Linked DNA regions of Mus musculus: region 1 is linked to region 2. The links are chromatin contacts, found by POLR2A ChIA-PET in ENCODE. All regions are on one chromosome and are shown on one strand. Each heading gives the region's core, a stretch centred on a gene start or an enhancer-like site at or near the end of the contact. The rest is flanking DNA. Distances are from core to core; before and after follow the strand shown.

Region 1 (4,488 bases), core at 1,814-4,313, 100 kb before region 2:
GCCCCCACTCCCAAAGCTGTGCATGGGACTTGGTAGTGCATCAAGCAAGGACACTGTTCAGGGCGTCTTTCCCGCAGGAACAGAAGCTACCTCAAGCCTCAGGCTGGACAGCAGACTCTTCCTGGAGTCTCTGAGGACTCTCTCAACACGGAGGAAAATTCAGAGAGGCCCCAGTCTGGCTCAGAAAACATCTGGCCTCAAGCATGCTTGTACCTTTGTTTTGGCTTTTTTTTTTTTTTTAAAGATTTATTTAATGTATATGAGTACCCTGTGACTGTCTTCAGACACACCAGAAGAGGGCATTGGATCCCATTCCAGATGGTTGTGAGCCACCATGTGGATGCTGGGAATTGAACTCAGGACCTCTGGAAGAACAGTTAGTGCTCTTAACCCGCCCCCAGCCATCTCTCTAGCCCTTATTTTGGCTTCTTGAGATAGGGTCTCATCGCAGTAGTCAAGGTTGACCTCACTAGGTAGCAAGTGATGGCCATGGGATCTTTGCCTTTTCTGGATGCTCTGTCTGGAACTCTTCACCCTCTTGGTTCTCCTTGCCACTCAAACCCCAGCTGCCCACCGCCCTCTCCAGACACTTAGGCATCTGTTTATTTGCTCGGTATTTCCTCTATGCAGGGGCAGAGAGGGCAGAGAGCAGGGCTAGCCTGTCCTCTAGTGTGCTCACAGGGCTAACAGTGCTAGGGCACTGAGGTGTCTGAAACAGGTGAGGGTGGGGTGTAGACGTGCGTGTCTGGAGCCAGGGAGATGTCAGGGTCCCGGAAAGCTGAAATAACTGTGGAGAGGAACTAGGTAAGAGGCTAAACCCGGGGTGAAGAGCACAGAAGAGGCAGAGAGAGGCTGATCAGGAGGCTGGGACATTTGTCAAAGCAGCAGGAGGAGGAATGAGGCTAGGTTGAACAAGGAGGGGTTTGGGGAAAACAAAACATTAGCTGGTCTCTTGTCCAAAGATGAGATGAATCAGACGGGATGAGACAGGCGACATGATGCTTGGGGTAAGCCCCCAGAGCCAGCACAGAGAAGCCATTTTCAGGGAGGATACAGTAGGGGACAGAACCCAGCACCAGGGAAGGAAAGGGTGGGTGGGGGTGGGGTACTAGTAGTCTCTCTCTCTACTCTCTACTCTCTCTGATGGTGTGCCTTCCTCAAATGAGCTGCTAGGGGTCAGAGATAAGAGGGTGGCTTGCCTTGACCATCAGGGCTCTCCAAGCAAGGAACTGAGGCTAGACAATGAGAAAGATTAAGGTGCCATCGGGAGAACAGGCTGCCCAGACGACACCTAGGTGGTGTCCAGATGGCATACGTAGAGCTGGACAGAGAGGCACAGACCTATAATCCCACATTTGGGAGATGGGACATCAGGAACCCAAGGTCCCAGATTCCTTCCCATCTCCAGATGCTCTGTCACCTTTTCATACACCTACAGCCAACGAGAACTGATCCAACTCTGCTTTAAAACCCTGCCTGCCCCCATGCCACCCAAGCATAGGACCTTAATGTTCTGTCCATCTTTACTCCCCTGCCCAGGCGCCCCACCCTTGCCCAGGAACAAAGCTGGGACTTTCATCCCCCTACCCCCAGAGTTACTTAGCCTCTCTTCCTTCCCTCCACCCACTGATAATCATGTTTCTCGAGACAAATAATTTAAGCTCTTACCGTCTATTCATTCAGTCCCCTATCTGTAAACTACAGATAATAATAAGGCAGTCGGGAGAATGTGCCTCATCAGAATTCATGTGTTACTAAGCTGGGTGTGATGGCTCACACCTGTAATCCCAGCACCCAAGAAACTCAGACAGGAAAACTGCAGCAAATTGCAAGCCAGAATGGGCTAGAGTGAGACCCTGTCTCAACAACAAAAAACTCTCGTTTAATCTAACAACCCAGAAGGATAAACTCCAATACTGGCTCCTCCAAGGCTGGAAAGCTAAAGCCCAGAGAGCAAAGAGGCTCGCCCAAAAGCCTCTGGACAAGGCCTGCTACACTCAGGCCCTTTGACTTCCAGGCCAGCGCTCCCTGTAGCTGCCCACACCCTACAGAACAGAAGACTGCTGACATCCAAGGACACCCACCACAGGGCAAACCCGACGGCTCGTGGGTGGAGAACAGAGCCGCTGAATCCTGCTGAATGCAAGTGGGAAAGGCCTGGCATAAAGGACAGCAAGCACAGCCCGGCTTTGGCGATAGGATGGGGGAGGGAGAAGAGAAAGATGACTTGGCAGGACCAGGACACAGATGCCACACAGAAGGAAGCCTCTGTTTGTTTGGTCAGCTATGGAATGCTGAATTCTGTTCCCAAGGGACAGTTCCCTGTTCTCAACTGGAGCTCCTCTCCCTGCAGAGGCAGAGGCCTTGGCTTTCCTCTCTCCTAACCTCCTGGCTCACAAGCTTCTGAGCGTCTGTAGGGTAGACTCGGGGCTAGGACCCAGCCTCGCGAACCTCACCGCACCATGCTGGGAGCTGGAGTGGCCGGGAGGCGGGGCGGGGCTGGTCCGCAACTACCGCGCCCCTGCAGTCTTCCGGCAAACGCCGCCCCCTTTTTCGCCCAAACTTGGGGCTGCAAAGAGAGACTCCCAGCACCTCCTGCTGGGACTGGGTCCCGCCCCCCAGCTATCCCAGTAGCTCCCCAGAATAGTTGGGGACGGGGCATCGGGGTGGAGGGGGTGGGGGACAGTCCCTGGTCGCAAGCTCCTGAGACGGGATCTCCCTCACCAGCAACTGAGACTCCCTAACCCCTATCCTCAGCGCAGAGCGAGAAGCGGACTCGCGCTCACCCAGAAGACAATGTTGAAGCCAAACAGGAAGTATTTCCCGCAGCAGCCGACCTCAGGGTCCTGGAATTGCTGGTGCTTGCCGGGCATGGTGAGCGGCCACCTGCCGTCCCGGGAACCCGAGCCGGTGACCGGCCCAGCCCTCTGCGGGCCGCCCAGGCCTGGAGCAGCCCCGGGCCTAGCCCGGTGGCTGCGGCTTCATGGTCAAAGCCACACAGCTCACCGGCTGCCCCGCCCGCTGTGGCACCGCCCACGGCGCTCGGACAGCCACACCCGGAGTGCGGTGCCCTCATCCGACCCCGCCCTCCAACAGCGCTCCGGCCCCGCCCACAGTGTCAGTCCACACCCCGCCCCAGCAAGGCTCGGTCTTCTTGGAGCCCCGCCCACGACCCCGTCCCAGTCAAGTTCAGTCCTCACGGGCCCCGCCCATAACCACGACTCCGCCCCCAGCCGGGCTTAATCCTCTCAGGCTCCGCCCATGCCTAGCCGCTGTCCTCCCGCAGTCCCGCCTACGCCCCGCCCAAGGCTCTGCCCTAGCTAACTTCTGTTCTCGAGCTCCGCCTCTAAACCGGGTCCCGCCTCTGATGAGCCCCAAACCCCGCCTCCAACCGGCCTCAGTCCTCCTGGAGCTCCGCCCTACTCAGCCTCAGTTCTGAGCCACAGTCGGCCTTCTTGGAGCCACGCCCAAGACATCCGTCTTTTTTTTTTTTTTATGGTCCACAGGTCTCACTTCTCCCCAAGACCCTGCCTCTGGGCCAGGCTTTGGCTACACCCCAGTCACACTCAACCCCTTGCAACCCCCACCTCTGAAGAGTCCCCGTCTCCTCTCTAAGTCCGTCCTCCAGTTAGCTTCTCTCAAGTTCCCCAAGTCCTCCAGAGGCCCCAGATGAGCCAACTGGCAAAGCTGGTGAGCCAAGTGTGAATAATTACAGTGGATCTCCAGTCTAAGATTCAAGAACCAGAGGAGTCCACTCCCCAGGGATAAGTGGTTGGGAATAGTGGGACCAATGAACAGTGCCATGCATTCACACACAGTGTAGTTGAATACAAACAGGCTGGCGTGCCATGCCACGCCTGTTCTGTTTTGCCTATTCCTATGGTCGCCCTGTCCCATACCTACTTGACTGCCTTGATACCTGGGATTCACCAGAGTCCTTCTGATGCAAAACAGGACAGAGCAGATGCAGGTTTAGGTACGTCTGATCTTAAATATTTAGATTCCAAGTTTGTTCCAGAAGTGTTTATTTAGATACAGAAAGGGCCTTAAGCATCATCAGCATCAAGTGAATCCCTCCTAACAAGACCACGGTGAAGCCTAACTACCACTGTAATCTCTTCACTCATGAAGGTTTATCCATCCATCATTTCAGCAGGAGGAGACACACAGAATCCATAGGACTGTCTTCAGATGGGAAGGCTGTGCAGGGCATTCCCAGTTCCCAGTCCTACCTGTCTTTACACAAATTCCTCTCTAACCTAGTCCATACTTGAAGGGGGGGGGGAGGAGAGAGGGAGGGAGGGAGAGAGGGAGGGAGGGAGAGAGGGAGGGAGGGAGAGAGGGAGGGAGGGAGGGAGGGAGGCAGGGAGACAGGGAGGGAGGGAGGGAGAGAGGGAGGGAGAGAGGGAGGGAGAGAAGGAAGGAAAGAGGGAGGGAGGGAAAGAGGGAGGGAGGGAAAGAGGGAGGGAGGGAGAACCCAATCACAAC
Region 2 (4,611 bases), core at 782-3,281:
ATTTTGAGACAAGATTCCTGTGTAGCCCTAGCTGTCCAGTCTGTAGATCAGGGTGGCCTCTAACTCAGAGGCCACCTGCCTTTCCCAGTTTCTGGGATTAAAGGCATCGGCCACTACACCCAGTTTTGTCTAGAATTTTTTGTTTGTTTGTTTTTTGAGACAGGGTTTCTGTGTATAGCCCTGGCTGTCCTGGAACTCAATTTGTAGACCAGGCTGGCCTCAGAAATCCATCTGCCTCTGCCTCCGAAGTACTGGGATTAAGGGTGTGCACCACCACGCCCGGCTAGAATTTTTTTGAATAGAATTTTATGTGTATTGGTGTTTTGCCTGCATGTATGTCTGTGTGAGGGTGTCAGATTCCTTGGAGCTACAGACAGTTGTAAACTGCCCTGTGGGTGCTGGGAAATGAACCCTGGTTCTCTGGAATAGTAACTAGTGCTCTTAATCGCTGAGCCATCTCTCCAGCCCTCTGTCTAGAATTTTTAAAAGCAAATACACAGTTACCAAATTAAAAAAATTTAAACTAGGAGTGGTGGTATAATGCCTGTAATCTCAGCACTTGGGAAGAGGATCAAGAGTTGAGGCTGCCTGAGATAGAGGAGATTATGTTTATAAGCACACAAAAACAATAGTAATACAAAGAAAAATTTAAAAATCTGCCCTCCTTGCTGGGCAGTGGTGGCATAATCCCAGCACTTGGGAGGCAGAGGCAGGTGGATTTCTGAGGCCAGCCAGGGCTATACAGAGAAACCCTGTCTCAAAAAACAAATCTGCCCTCCTGAACAGGTGCACCCTAATGAGAATTCCTGTGTCTTTTCCCAAATCACTTCCCACTGTATGCTGATACAATATTCAGTTGAAATTGATAATATTGTTACACCTTGTTAGTAAATTGGTTTGTTTTTTAAATATTTGGGATTATGGGATGCATCCACAAAGTACAGAGTGTCACCCATCTGTAGCCACAGAGGTTTAACAAATGTTGCCATTTTCTACTGACATCCTGTTCTGGGTTGGTGGACTCTGTAGTAGTCCAGTTACTACAGACCGGCCTAGTAGACATGAGTGCTTTAGGTAATGGTGATGTTCTGCTTATATAATCGATGCAGACACACCATACCCCACTTTGTATGTTTGCCTGGCCGGGGGGGGGGGGGGCATCCTAAGGGGACACCGACGTCTGCCCCCTCTCTCGCCTCAGCTGTGTTACTATCTGGGTGTGTGATATTTTTGTTGCTTGTATTTTGAAGACAAGGTCTCTGTAGCTATGTAGACCAGGCTGTTCTCGAACTATTGATCCGCCGGTCCTGGAGGAGTGACTCTTCTTTCCGGTACAGTGGCTTGCTTGTCCTGATCCCTAGGCTCTCAGTCGTTGAGAAGCTTAGAGAACTAAACTGCAGAAACCTCCCTGGGCCTGGTTCAGGAGATCCCAACTCTTCCCACTTCAGCTGAACTAGAGCCTCTCCACCCCTTTTCCCGGGCCGCGCTAGGGGCGGGGTGCCGAGATGTTTCTGTGACGTCAGCACGCGCAAGACCAATCCCCCTACCCAGGAGACGTTAAATCATTTGCATGGCTCCTCAGTCATTGGTCTCTTCAGCCCTGGGTTGTCCCAGCTGTTTAAAGGCGCCGTCTAACGGAACAGAAAGCGAGCGAGTAGAGAGGCGAGGTGAGCTATGAGGTCATCGCAGGCCTGCCGGGCTTGTGGTGACGTCATCTCCGGGAAGTGTGCTTGCCGAGCTAAGAGCGGTCCTCTCACCTCGGCTGCGTGAGAGGCTGCGTGCCCCACAGAGGCCGCGGCCCTAAGAAGGTAACCTTGACCTGTTAGTGCGTGCCACGGTCCCCGTACCTGGGCTCGCACCGCTCATCACCTGCGACTCGGCCTTGTGGGCTTTGAAGTATGAGGTGGGGGCGAAGAGGCTTTTTTAGCCAGCCTTTCAAGATGGCGACCCGCTAGTCACGTGCCGCCCGCAGGACGCGATTGGCCGACGCGCGGCGCGGGGCGGGGCCTGCGGGGCGGGGCCTGCGGGGCGGGGCGGGTGTCCGCTCTTGCCGCTACTGTTTGCTTGCGCGTCCTGGCGCGCCCCCGCGAGCCGCCTCCCGCGCTGCGCGCCCCCGCCGATCCGAATGTTGTGAATCAAAACGTGGGGCTGGTTCCATCCGGCCGCCGCGGACAGTTCTTAAAGGGCCAGCCCGCCGGAGAGCACAGCTGCGTCCTGCGCCGCCCTTCTCTCGGGCCCGGGCTGGGGAGGCGGAAGACAGAGCAGGCTCGCGAAGGAGCGGGCGCTTCACCGTCCGCACCCCGCATCGCGAACAAAGGAGCCCGCGTGTGGTCGGACGGCTGCCGGTGAGTCGGGCCGGGCCTCTTAACTTCGGACCCGCACCCCGGAACTACGGCTCCCTCGGGGACGCGTTGTTTGCCGGCCTCGTAGGCGTCGATCCCGGGCTGAGGGAGTGGTGGGAGACGGCGGCGGGGCCCCCGGGCCAGGTGCTGCCTGCGGCTACCTAGTCCGGGCCGCTCTTCTGCCTTGCAGAGCGCTGCGGTGGAGGGGAAGGAGCCAACCCCTCCCCCTGCAGCCGCCACTTCCTTTGTTGTTGCTTTTGTCTCACGCCGAGCACATGGTCCGGGATCCTCGGCTCTTAAAGTCACAGCGCTCTAGCCCCAGCGGTGCTGCCTGCCTTTTCCCCTCAGTGTTCCTCCGAGTGCGGCATTACGGAGTAAGGGGAACAACGGAGGCCCCTCCTGAGACAGGTGTACGAGCTTCGGTCCCATCCCCAAGGAGGGGTAGCTTTGGAAAACTGCTGGAGCCCCACGGCCTGCTTTGGGGAGGAGCCTTATCCTCTGGGACTTTGTTTTCCTTCCCCATAATGTGAACACCTAGTTTCTTGTCTGTGGCTTTTTTAGGGGCGCCCTGGGGAGATTTCAGTCTCTATTGTTAATAAGGCTTAGCCGAAACTAAAGGGGTTCTTTAACCAAGGTCACCCAGGGAGTCTAAGCTGGCCAAGGTGTGGTGGTTCCGCCCTAAATCGCCTCCTCGGCCTTTGTGGGAGTTGGGAAGCTCCTACTTAGAGGGAGGTACGGCGAGCATGTAGGGTAGGGGAACTTGTATTCCCACCTAAGCCTGCTCGTCTGCTAGAGGGAGTGAATCTTTCTGCAAACCGACCCTATTCGACTCTACTCAAGGGTTAGAATGTGTGCTTGGGACTCTGTACTTGGCTGGCGGGGTTGTGGACCCATGGGGACAAGAGATAGACTTAGGGGAGTTTACACAAACTTTATGGATAGAGAGCAGTACAGTGAAGAGAGGTGTGGGAAAGCAGTGGTGCTGGTTGACCTTGAGTGTGTTGATTGGTCCAGCTCAGTCACTCTTGCGTCTCTGGGACACTACTCACGCATAAAGATACTACATCTCACACGTGGCTCCTGAAGTACTCTGTAGTTTTCCCTCCGACCACTGTCATTGAGACTACTGGGGCTTTGGGTCTAGGGAACCAGCCAGGAGGACCAATTGTGTTCCCCGTGGTCTAGAACAAGTCCTTGGGGTTTCAGTAACTGAAATGGGTGTGTCCCCTCTTTACCACTTTAGTTTCTGGCAGGAGTTAAAGAACCACCTTTCTGTTCCTCAGGTACACTGCTGGACACCATGCTCGTGCCTCCTTTAGCGCTTAGGGACTTGTGTCTACCTAGGGTAGGGGTGCAGGAGGAGGCCAACCATTCACACCACAGCTGGCCTTCACTTAAGGCTGCCTCTTCTCTTCCCTTTAAAGTAGCCTTTGATGGGTCCCTGAGAGATCGTTCTTAGGTTCCCATTTTTACAGAGGAGGAATCTGAAGTTCAAGGAGAGGAAGTGATGGGCCTAAGACCCTGGCAAGAAGTTGGGGGTGATGCTGTTACCTTTGGCTCCATTGCTTCCCACTAGATGTCCTTCTGTCTGCTGGGTTGGGATAGGCCAGGCATCTTGTTTCAGGTATTTGAGTTTTCCCTGACCTGGAATCTCAAAAGTGGGGGCCTATGTGTCAGGGTATCTTGGAGAGAAGGCCCATTTTCTGACTGAGGAGGGAGAGCAAATGCAGTTGGGTTGTGTGTGTGTGTGTGTGTGTGTCCATCCATCCATCCATTCCTGTATGCTTTAGCCTCATTTCAGAGACTAAGATTTGGGGGGAGTGATTATAACCTCCCATTGTTTACTCTGACAACACCCTGTCATTGAGGCTTCTTCAGTTGAATCCCACTCCTGCTGAGTGCCTGAGCCGGTCAGTAACAGCAGTGAATCCAGCTGGTATACCCCAGGTCTGTGGCTGAGGCCAGGCACTGTTGGGGAATGTGGAGGAAGCATTCTTCCCTGCAGACTTGGAGAATTGGGGCCCAAACTTGGCGAGTCCTGGGTAGAGGAAATGGTTCTGACCTTTGCAGGACCAGCTGAGGTGCTTAACTGGAACTGCCCTCCCTTGCTGTGTCAGCAGGGGGCAGCATTTGAAACTGGACATCAGATGACCATAGGTTTGTTGGCTGAGAAAGAGTGAAAAGACCACCTTGTGGCACAAGGCTGGCTAGTCCAGTGTGATACACTCTTCAGTGTTGCAGGGCCTGATGGGTTTCAGCGTGTTCCTTG

What was found. ChIA-PET counts read pairs that join two places held with the same protein, here RNA polymerase II (POLR2A).
Region 1: POLR2A ChIA-PET joins it to region 2 with 13 read pairs in embryonic stem cell. The contact joins the promoter of Tspan17 here to the promoter of Rnf44 in region 2. POLR2A ChIA-PET finds 5 or more read pairs at or near these places in 3 of 5 experiments (Patski and embryonic stem cell).

Annotation. Positions count from the first base shown.
Region 1 is chr13:54,787,980-54,792,467 of GRCm38, reverse strand. It overlaps Tspan17 (tetraspanin 17), which reads right to left and starts at 3,063. Exons shown (of 8, transcript NM_028841.3): 1 at 2,787-3,063. The coding sequence starts at 2,873. It overlaps Eif4e1b (eukaryotic translation initiation factor 4E family member 1B), which reads right to left. Exons shown (of 7, transcript NM_001033269.3): 7 at 4,009-4,488.
Region 2 is chr13:54,685,228-54,689,838 of GRCm38, reverse strand. Rnf44 (ring finger protein 44) reads left to right here and starts at 2,031. Exons shown (of 11, transcript NM_001146026.1): 1 at 2,031-2,345.